Regions from separate parts of the Homo sapiens genome. Here region 2 is linked to region 1. The links are chromatin contacts, found by Hi-C in ENCODE. All regions are on one chromosome and are shown on one strand. The core of a region is the stretch at or near the end of the contact, and the rest is flanking DNA. Distances in the headings are between cores, read along the strand shown. Region 1 holds the start of GRIN2A (glutamate ionotropic receptor NMDA type subunit 2A). Region 2 has its middle 5.5 kb from the start of NUBP1.

Region 1 (4,201 bases), core at 561-3,060:
CACAACTCCAATTCGAGCTAATTCTCCATCCCCCAGCCCCTTCTCGCATCCAGCTTCCTCATCCCCTGTCTCCAGGCACTTCCCCATCCCCATCTCTGTCCATATCCCCCACCGCATTCCCCAAGTTCGCCGCGGGCCACAGACCCTAAGCGCCGCGCGTGTTCTGTACCCCACCAAGCTCCTAGGTGCACAGAATAAACCCTCCATCCAACCCCTCCCACCTGGGATAGAGAGGACCAAGTTATCAACCCCGCCCCCTGCTGGCGCGGAGCGAACTACAGACCCCGCAGGGCGTGCGGAGGCGGCACCCAGACCCCGCGTCCCAGCTTGAGAGCTCAGCTAGTTGGCTGACCCCGCCCCCTACGAGCCCGTCGTGTGCACCACACACTTTGCTCTACGCCCAGCCCCAACTACAGACCCGGCTCCTCTCAGTCAGAGTACACCCCAAGTGCTTGGGAGTGAGGACGCTGCCTGGTGGGCCCAGGCTCCGCTGTGCCTGGGGAACTTGGGGCTCGCCCCACCTCGAGCCAAGGGGCCGTGGAGAGTCCTTCACCCCTACACGCGCGCGTGCACACACACGTGCACACACACACGCACACACACATGTTCACACACACACACCCTCTCTCACGCGCGCCGTGTGCAATGCTGAATTCTGGAGAGTAGGCGCGTCCCCCCGCGGGCCAGCGCGTAGGAGCTGGCAAAGAACGTGCGTAGGGGGAAAGGTAGGCTCCCAAGAAGCTCCCAGACGGACGTGGACTGTACAGCCCCTCCCTAGCCTTTCTACTGCGGGCGCTGTTGCCAAGTCCTAGGTGCACGTGGGCAGTGGGCCGCACACGCTCATAGGCACGCGCGCTTTTCTGCGCACTTCCTCAGACTGCTGTAGCGGTGCCCACGGCCAGCCGGAGTCCTCACATGTCCTCAGGTGGTGCACACGCATGAACTGCGGCAGGTGCACAGCCCTGCGTACCTGCAAATACCAGCACGGTCGTGCACGCGTGCCCTGACGCGCGCCTCTCGGGACGGACGCTGCTGGAGCCGGGGGAAGTTGAGGCGAACTCCAAGAGGCCTCGACGTTCCTGGGTAAGCGCCGCGGAGCGCGGAGCCGCAGCGCCCCCTGGTGCCCCTCCTGCACTTCGCCGCTGGGCTCCCTCCCGCTTTCCCTCTCCCTCTCTAGCCTGATCCCTCTCCCGCTCTCCCTCCGGTCGAGTCTCCCTCCTCCCCGGCCCAAGGAGCCCTGATCTCCCTCTGGGACGTACCTGTAGCCCGAGAAGGTCGAGGATGCAGTGGGGCGCGCTGCGCGCACGAGCATCTCGGCCGCCTCAGCAGCCACCGGGTTTAGCGGGTTCCCGCATGCTGCGGCCCCAGCGCGCTCCCCTGGCTGTCCCGCGCTGTCCGCATCGCCCCCACGGGGGGCGGCTATCCCAGCCGGAGGCTCTGCAGCAGGGCTCTAACGGGGCGGAGGAGAGAAGGAGAGGCAGGGTCAGCCCACCAACGAGGGGAGGGAGGGTTGAGGGGAAGGCTGCAGTCTGCAGTGCTCACAAGCCCCCCTATGCGCCCAGGGGGGCTAGACAAGAGGGGGGAAGCTGAAGCCCGATGCCCACGACGCCCCCAGTGCGGATCCTCAGCCCCTGTGGCTGATAGCGGGAGCTCCACTCCAGGGTGCACAGGAGAATGGGAGCCCCAGGTTGGCCACCCACGAGAAGCTAACTGGGCACCTCCACCCGCACCCCCTACCACCTCCCCAGCGCCGGCTGCTGGGAGTTGTGCGACCGGGAGCTGCTGAGCGAGGGAGGTAGGGAGAGAAAGAGGAGGTAACGAGGGTGGGGGGGCGCTGGCTGAGTTTGTGACGAGCCAGCAGTAGGAGAGGGGGAGGGAAGGACGCGGGCTCCCGCGGTCCCGGTTCCCCGAGGGAGGTGGATCTTTCCCACGCAGCGACCCTCTTGTGATCCTGCCGCTTCCTCCCTCTTCAGGCCTCCCACCTCCCCCCTTCCCAAGGGGGCCTCCCAGGCCCGGCGTCCCGCGCTAGCACTCACCGCAGCCTCTCTCCACATAGTTCTCAGCAGTGGCCGCTCCTGGTCATCTCCAGGGCTGATGGCTGCGGCCGCGATTCTCAGCGCTCACCCGGTCCCATGATCCGGCCAAGCCCTAGGAGCTCCCCTCCAAGATCCCTAGCTCCGCTTCCTGCCCCACTCCGGACGGCAACTGCCCGGTCCTCTGAGCGCGCCGGAGCACCCTCTCCGCAACCCAGCTCCGGGCTGGTGTGTTTGAGGGCGAGTGTGTGTGTGAGTGTGGGAGCGCGCTCGCGTGTGGCCGGGGATCCCCGCGGTCCCCGGCCGAGAGAGGCGCGGGCGGGGAAAGGCAGCTCCCTCCGGGCCCTTCGCTGCTGGGCCAGCTCCGCGCCGGGCGTTCGGCTCCCCACTTCCCAGCGGGAGTCCGGTGAGCGCCTGGACACCCTGGTTCACAGCACTGGCAAAGCCGGGTTCCCGGGGCGTCTTTCTGCTGCGGTCGCCTCCGAGGAAGAGGAGAAGGAAGGTAGCGGCGCCCTCCACACCAACTTAGGGACTTGTTCTCAGCCGGCGAGACGCAGTAGCCCCCGCTCAAGCCCAAGAGGCTTCGAGCTCCGGCGGGCGAAAGCGTCTCCTGCCCGCAGCCTCTCTCCTAGGTGGGTCGAGACAGACCCCGCAGTCCCTCGGCGGCGACGCGGAGCGCGGCCACCCGTTCCGAGAGCGCACGGCGGCAAATAAGGCCAGGATAGGTGGCTGGCTGGCGACGGGGGCGCCTGCGGCGGCGCGCGCTGCTGTCCGTGGTGTTGGAACCACGCTCTCCGCCCGCTCCCGGGCGTCTGGTGCGGCTGAAGAATCAATTATTCAGATCTCTGCTACCGCTTCCTCCTCCCCCAGTGCCTCGCGCTGGGTACAGTTATCCCCCTCCACGCACAGGCGCGCCGACACACACACACACACACACACACACACACACACACACACAGAGTCTGCTCCAATGCTTCTCCCTGTGCCTCGCCACCCCCGTACGGGAACCCACTCCTCTGATCTCAGGGAGCCAGAATCCTAAAAGCAAAGACATCTGCATTTCCCACATGCTTCCTTCTAAGTTCTACCAAACAGAAGCCTCCCTGAGGCTGCCACTTCTAAGCTACCAGAAGAGGTGAGCCAGAGAACATGGGACGGCCCGGGTGTGTGAGGGCTTGGTTGACTTGAATTCTAGCGACTGGGCATGAAATACATGGTCAAGGGAGGAGCTCTGCCCCTTTTATATTCACCTGTATCTCCAACGCCTGTCTGCCTTTCAGGCCTTGGAAGGAAAGGGGTCTTAAATTCTAAGAGGTTTTGCAATGACTGTTCCAACCCTGCCTCCTCCACTTAACCTAATGTCACCTGCTGCGGTCTAAATGTGTGTGTTCCCACCCCCAAATTCATAGGATAAAATCCTAACTCCCAAGGTGATGGTATTAGGAGGTGGGGACTTTAGGAGGTGACTTCATGGCTTCATGAGAGTAAAATGGGATTTGTGGTCTTATAAAAGAGATGCCAGAGAGTCAGCTAGGTCCTTCCACCAAGTGAGACTTAATCAAGAAGGCATCGGCCTATGAACAGGAACTAGGCCCTCCCCAAATACTGAGTCTGCTGCTGCTTCATCTTGGACCTCCCAGCCTCAAGAAGTGAGAGAAATAAACTTCTGCTGTTGATGATGTTTTGCTATGGCACCTGGATCAAACTAAAATATCACTTTTGGACATTATATTACTTCCCTTTATTGATCACTAATCTGGAAATGGGGGGCAGTAAAAACATCTACTTCTCAGGATTATTTTGAAAAGAAAAGGAAGTAGCCTTAATAAAGGGGTCAACAAGGTCTGGCACATAGTAGATGCTCAATCAACATCATGCACCTTGAAGTAGCCTGGAAGCAGGGGAACTTCTTCCAAGAATGTGGATGTGGCTGCTGAAATGGAGACAGGAGAGGGGCACAGTGTGTGGAGACAAATGGATTCATTATTGAGCTGGTTGTTCTATGCTGGGTTTCCTGGGTTTTTGTTTTTGTTTTTTTTTTAATCCAAAAGACAGAGAAAGCGTGAGGGAAATGCTGGAAAGTAAATTAAAATGGGGGATTGTATAATATAAGGCAGGGAACAGGAAAATGTTTCCTTTCTTGAGTCTATGGCTGGGCTGAACTGATT
Region 2 (4,201 bases), core at 995-3,494, 560 kb after region 1:
CAAATGTCCATTAACAGATAAACTAGTATAATCATACAATGGAATACCACATAGCAACCAGAGGAAACGAGCTTCATACACGCAACAATGTGGATGAAACGAAAATAAATATGCTGAGTGAAAGAAGCTGAATTAAAAAGCGTGCATGCTGTATGATTACATTTATATAAAATTCTAGAAAATCCAAACTAATCTACAGTGAAAGAAAACAGGTCAGTGATTGCTAAAGAACAAGAGCGGACCACAAGGAAACCTTTGGGTACATACATATGTCAAAACTTGGCAATTGTATACTTACAATATGTGCAGTTTGTTGTATATCAGGTATACCTCAACAAAGCAGCTTAAGAAATAAACCGGCCGGGAGTGGTGGCTCACGGCTGTAATCCCAGCACTTTGGGAGGCCAAGGCGGATGGATCACCTGATGTCAGGAATTCGAGACCAGCCTGGCCAACACGGCGAAACTCCGTCTCTACTAAAAATACAAAAATTAGCCGGGCGTGGTGCCAGGCACCTGTAATCCCAGCTACTCAGGAGGCTGAGGAAGGAGAATCGCTTGAACCTGGGAGGCGGAGGTTGCAGCGAGCCGAGATTGTGCCACTGCACTCCAGCCTGGGAGACAAAGCGAAACTCTGTCTCATTAAAAAAAGAAATAAACTGATAATTACTAACACCTATATAGGGCTTGAAAGTGCCAGACACTCTAAAAAACTGTTTTACTCATTAACTTGTTTAATCTTCCCAACAATAATTCCTTGAATATTATTGTTGACATTTTTCAGAGACGGAAACTGAGACAGGGAGCCTGAATGCGAACACCTGGCATTCAAGGATCCACGTCCTTTCCAGTTTCTCTCTATATAATGCATCTGAGCCTTGTTTTTCGACTCAATTATGTGTTGAACACCTGGTGTGTATATAGCCCCTTGTTATATTTGCCGGATCCCAGGGAAGAAGCAGAAAATTTTCTACACCTAAACTTAATTTTGTTTCCATTGCCTGAGTACCTTGATCATAGGTGGGGGGAGAGCTCCACCTGCTGGTATAACTAAGGAACCGCAGGCACTTCCTGTGTTTTCTAAGGGTGCTCGCTGACCTTGTTTGAATATTTAAAGTGCCCCTGTCTGGCTGAAATTTTTAGCCGCTGTAACCAGGTTTTAGTCTTGTTTCATCCACTAATCTTTTTTTTTTTTTTGGTAAGGCAGATTCTCGCTGTGTTGCCCAGGCTGGAGGGCAGTGGTGAGATCGCCTGCCAGGCTCAAGCGATTTTCCTGCCTTGCAGCCTTCCGAGTAGCTGGAACTACAGGCGCACACCACCACATCCGGCTAATTTTTATATTTTTAGTAGATACAGGGTTTCACCATGTTTGCCAGGCCGGTCTCAAACTCATGACCTCAGGTGATCCACCCACCTCGGCCTCCCAAAGCGCTGAGATTACAGGCATGAGGCACCACGCCTGCCCAGTTTCCCCCATTTTTAACATCTTGCATTAGTGTGGTACATTTGTCACAGTTGATGAACCAATATTGACACATTATTATTAAATAAAGCCCATGGTTTATATTAGGCCTCACTCTTGGTGTCGTACGTTCTATGGGATTTGACGAATGCATAATGACATGCATCCACCATTACATAGTCACACAGAGCAGCTTCCCTGCCCTAAAAGTTCCCTGGGCTCCCGTTTACCCCTTATCCCCTCCCACCCGCTGAACTCCTAGCAACCCTGATCTTCGGACTCTATAGTTTTACTAATTTATTTTTAAAATTATTTTGAAGTCTATTTAAATCCTTGGCACTTACTTAGCTTTGTAAATTTAACTTTCATTTTTAGTCATTATTCACCATCTTCAGTCAGAGGAACTGAAATAAAAAAATTTAAATTTAAATTTAAAATCTAGTCTTTCAAAATCACAGAACTAAGTAAGTGTAAAGGAAAATTACACAAAATTTCAAATGCTAATTTTTGTTAAGTTTATGGCATTCATACTTCGGAAGTTGTTAGAATGGAAAACCGTGCTCAGACTTCTGGAACGCAGTGTGTTCAGTTCCGCAGGCCAGGAATGGCCTCCATGGGGAGATGCTGCTGAGACTTGGCCTGTCACAGAGGACTGGGCCACAGCCAGATAGGCGAGAGACAGGCAGTGGCCTTTCCTGGCAGAAGGGCCTGTGTGAGTGACAGCAATGAACTAGGGTGCCAGGCAAAGGCCAGCTGTTTAGTGAATAGACTCGATATTCTCAGTGACACTCAGGCTGGAAGGGTCAAAATGAGTCATGCAGGCTACTGAACACCATATGAAAACTGGGCCTTATCCTGTGGGCCATAGGGAGCCACTGACGGTTTATGAGCAGCAGAGTGACTTGGTCTGATTTTCATGGGGAAAGAATGTTAAGACTGAGAAACAATTCAGGGAACTGTGGGAAACATCACTGTGATCCTGGATATCTGGTTTTCCTCCACTTCCAGTCATATAAAACTGTACTTCCTATACTTTTTTAGGCATGACCATGTGACTTTTTTTTTTTTTTGCGACAGAGTTTTGCTCTTGTTGCCCAGGCTGGAGTGCAGTGGTGTGATTTCGGGTCACTGCAACCTCTGCCTCCCAGGTTCAAGCAATTCTCTTGCCTCAGCCTCCCAAGTAGCTGGGATTACAGGCATGCGCCTCTGTACCTGGCTAATTTTTGGTATTTTTAGTAGAGACGGAGTTTCACACTATTAGTCATGCTGGTCTTGAACTCCTGACCTCTAGTGATCCAACCGCCTCGGCCTCCCAAAGTGCTGGGTTACAGGCATGAGTCATCACGCCCAACCTTTTTTTTTTTTTTCTGAGACAGAGTCTCATTCTGTCACTCAGGCTGGAGTGCAGTGGCACAATCTTGGCTCACTGCAACCTCTGCCTCCCGGGTTCATGCAATTCTCCTGCCTCAGCCTCCTGAGTAGCTGGGATTATAGGCGCACACCACCACACCCAGCTAATTTTTTGTGTATTTTTAGTAGAGACAGGGTTTCGCTATGTTGGCCAGACTGGTCTTGAACACCTGACCTGGTGATCCACCCGCCTCGGCCTCCCAAAGTGCTGGGATTACAGGCGTGAGCCATCGCGCCTGGCCTTTTTTTTTTTTTTTTTTTTTTTTTTAGACAAGGTGTCACTCTGCTGCCCAGGCTGGAGGGCAGTACTGTGATAACAGCTCATTGCAGCCTCCAACTCCAGCAATCGTCCTGCCTCGGCCTCCCAAGTAGCTGGGACTACAGGCATGCACCACCTTGCCCAGTTAATTTTTAAATTTTTTGTAGAGACAGGGTCTCACTATGCTGTTCTCCAACTCCTGGCCTCAAGCAATCCTCCTGCCTTGGCCTCCTAAAATGCTGGGATTACAGGTGTGAGCCACTGCACCTGACGTGTGTGACTAATTGTAGCCAATGAAAAGTGGGCAGATAGGTGTCATTTCTAGTGGAAGCATTTCAGAATCAGGGTACAATTCCCCTGGCTTGTGTCCTCTGTGTTCAAAAGGGGCCACAGGAGACGGTGGAGCTTCAGTCTGTGTCCCTGAGGAACCACAGGGAGCAGGAACCTCTGTCCATGAAGTTACATATGGAGCAAATGCCAAAATAAACTTGATTGCCTTGAGCCACTTCAGTTTGGGGATGTCTGTTTTGGCAGCGCAGACTAGCCTATCCTGGCTGAAACAGACACTGTTGCAGGACCAGGAGGAGGAGGGGGCCTGAGCTGAGGCAGGAGGGATGCTGGAAGGCATGGAGTGTCAGTTGTCTATAGCTACCCCAAACTCAACAGTGTCAAACCACCAGCATTTAGCTAGTTCACCAGCCTGTGCATTGGCCAGGTGGTTCTTCAGGACTCACGCATCTATGGCCAGTTGTGGGTCTGGATGGGTGGATCTGTGGGTCTGGATGTGTGGATCGGTGGGTCTGGATGGGTGGATCTGTGTGTCTGGATGTGTGGATCGGTGGGTCTGGATGGGTGGATCTGTGGGTCTGGATGGGTGGATCAGTGGGTCTGGATGGGTGGATCTGTGGGTCTGGGTGGGTGGATCTGTGGGTCTGGATGGGTGGATCTGTGGGTCTGGGTGGGTGGATCTGCAGCTCTTGGCTGGACTCTTCTCATGTGTCTTGGGCCGCTGGTTTAGGAGGCCTTCACTGAGAGCACAGGGGTGGCTCAGCTCAGTTCCAGGTGTTTCAC

Evidence for each region. A loop is a pair of places that touch in the nucleus more often than their neighbours do. Pooled maps may share reads with other maps.
Region 2: a map of mammary epithelial cell shows a loop between it and region 1 (9-fold over the local background). The contact joins the enhancer-like site here to the promoter of GRIN2A in region 1. A Hi-C loop is called at or near these places in 1 of 168 maps with a recorded cell type or tissue (mammary epithelial cell), 5 of 37 single-sample maps with no recorded cell type and 5 of 50 pooled maps.

The regions. Positions count from the first base shown.
Region 1 is chr16:10,180,618-10,184,818 of GRCh38, forward strand. GRIN2A (glutamate ionotropic receptor NMDA type subunit 2A) reads right to left here and starts at 1,811. Exons shown (of 13, transcript NM_001134407.3): 1 at 1,260-1,811. RefSeq lists silencers at 899-1,008, 1,019-1,078.
Region 2 is chr16:10,736,212-10,740,412 of GRCh38, forward strand. No RefSeq gene overlaps it. Among named protein-coding and RNA genes, the nearest start is that of NUBP1, 5.5 kb to the right of the region's middle. RefSeq lists an enhancer at 1,497-1,546. Within about 2 kb of position 2,245, at least 28 of the 41 ENCODE cell types and tissues checked have a DNase peak (open chromatin) inside an H3K27ac peak, as active enhancers do.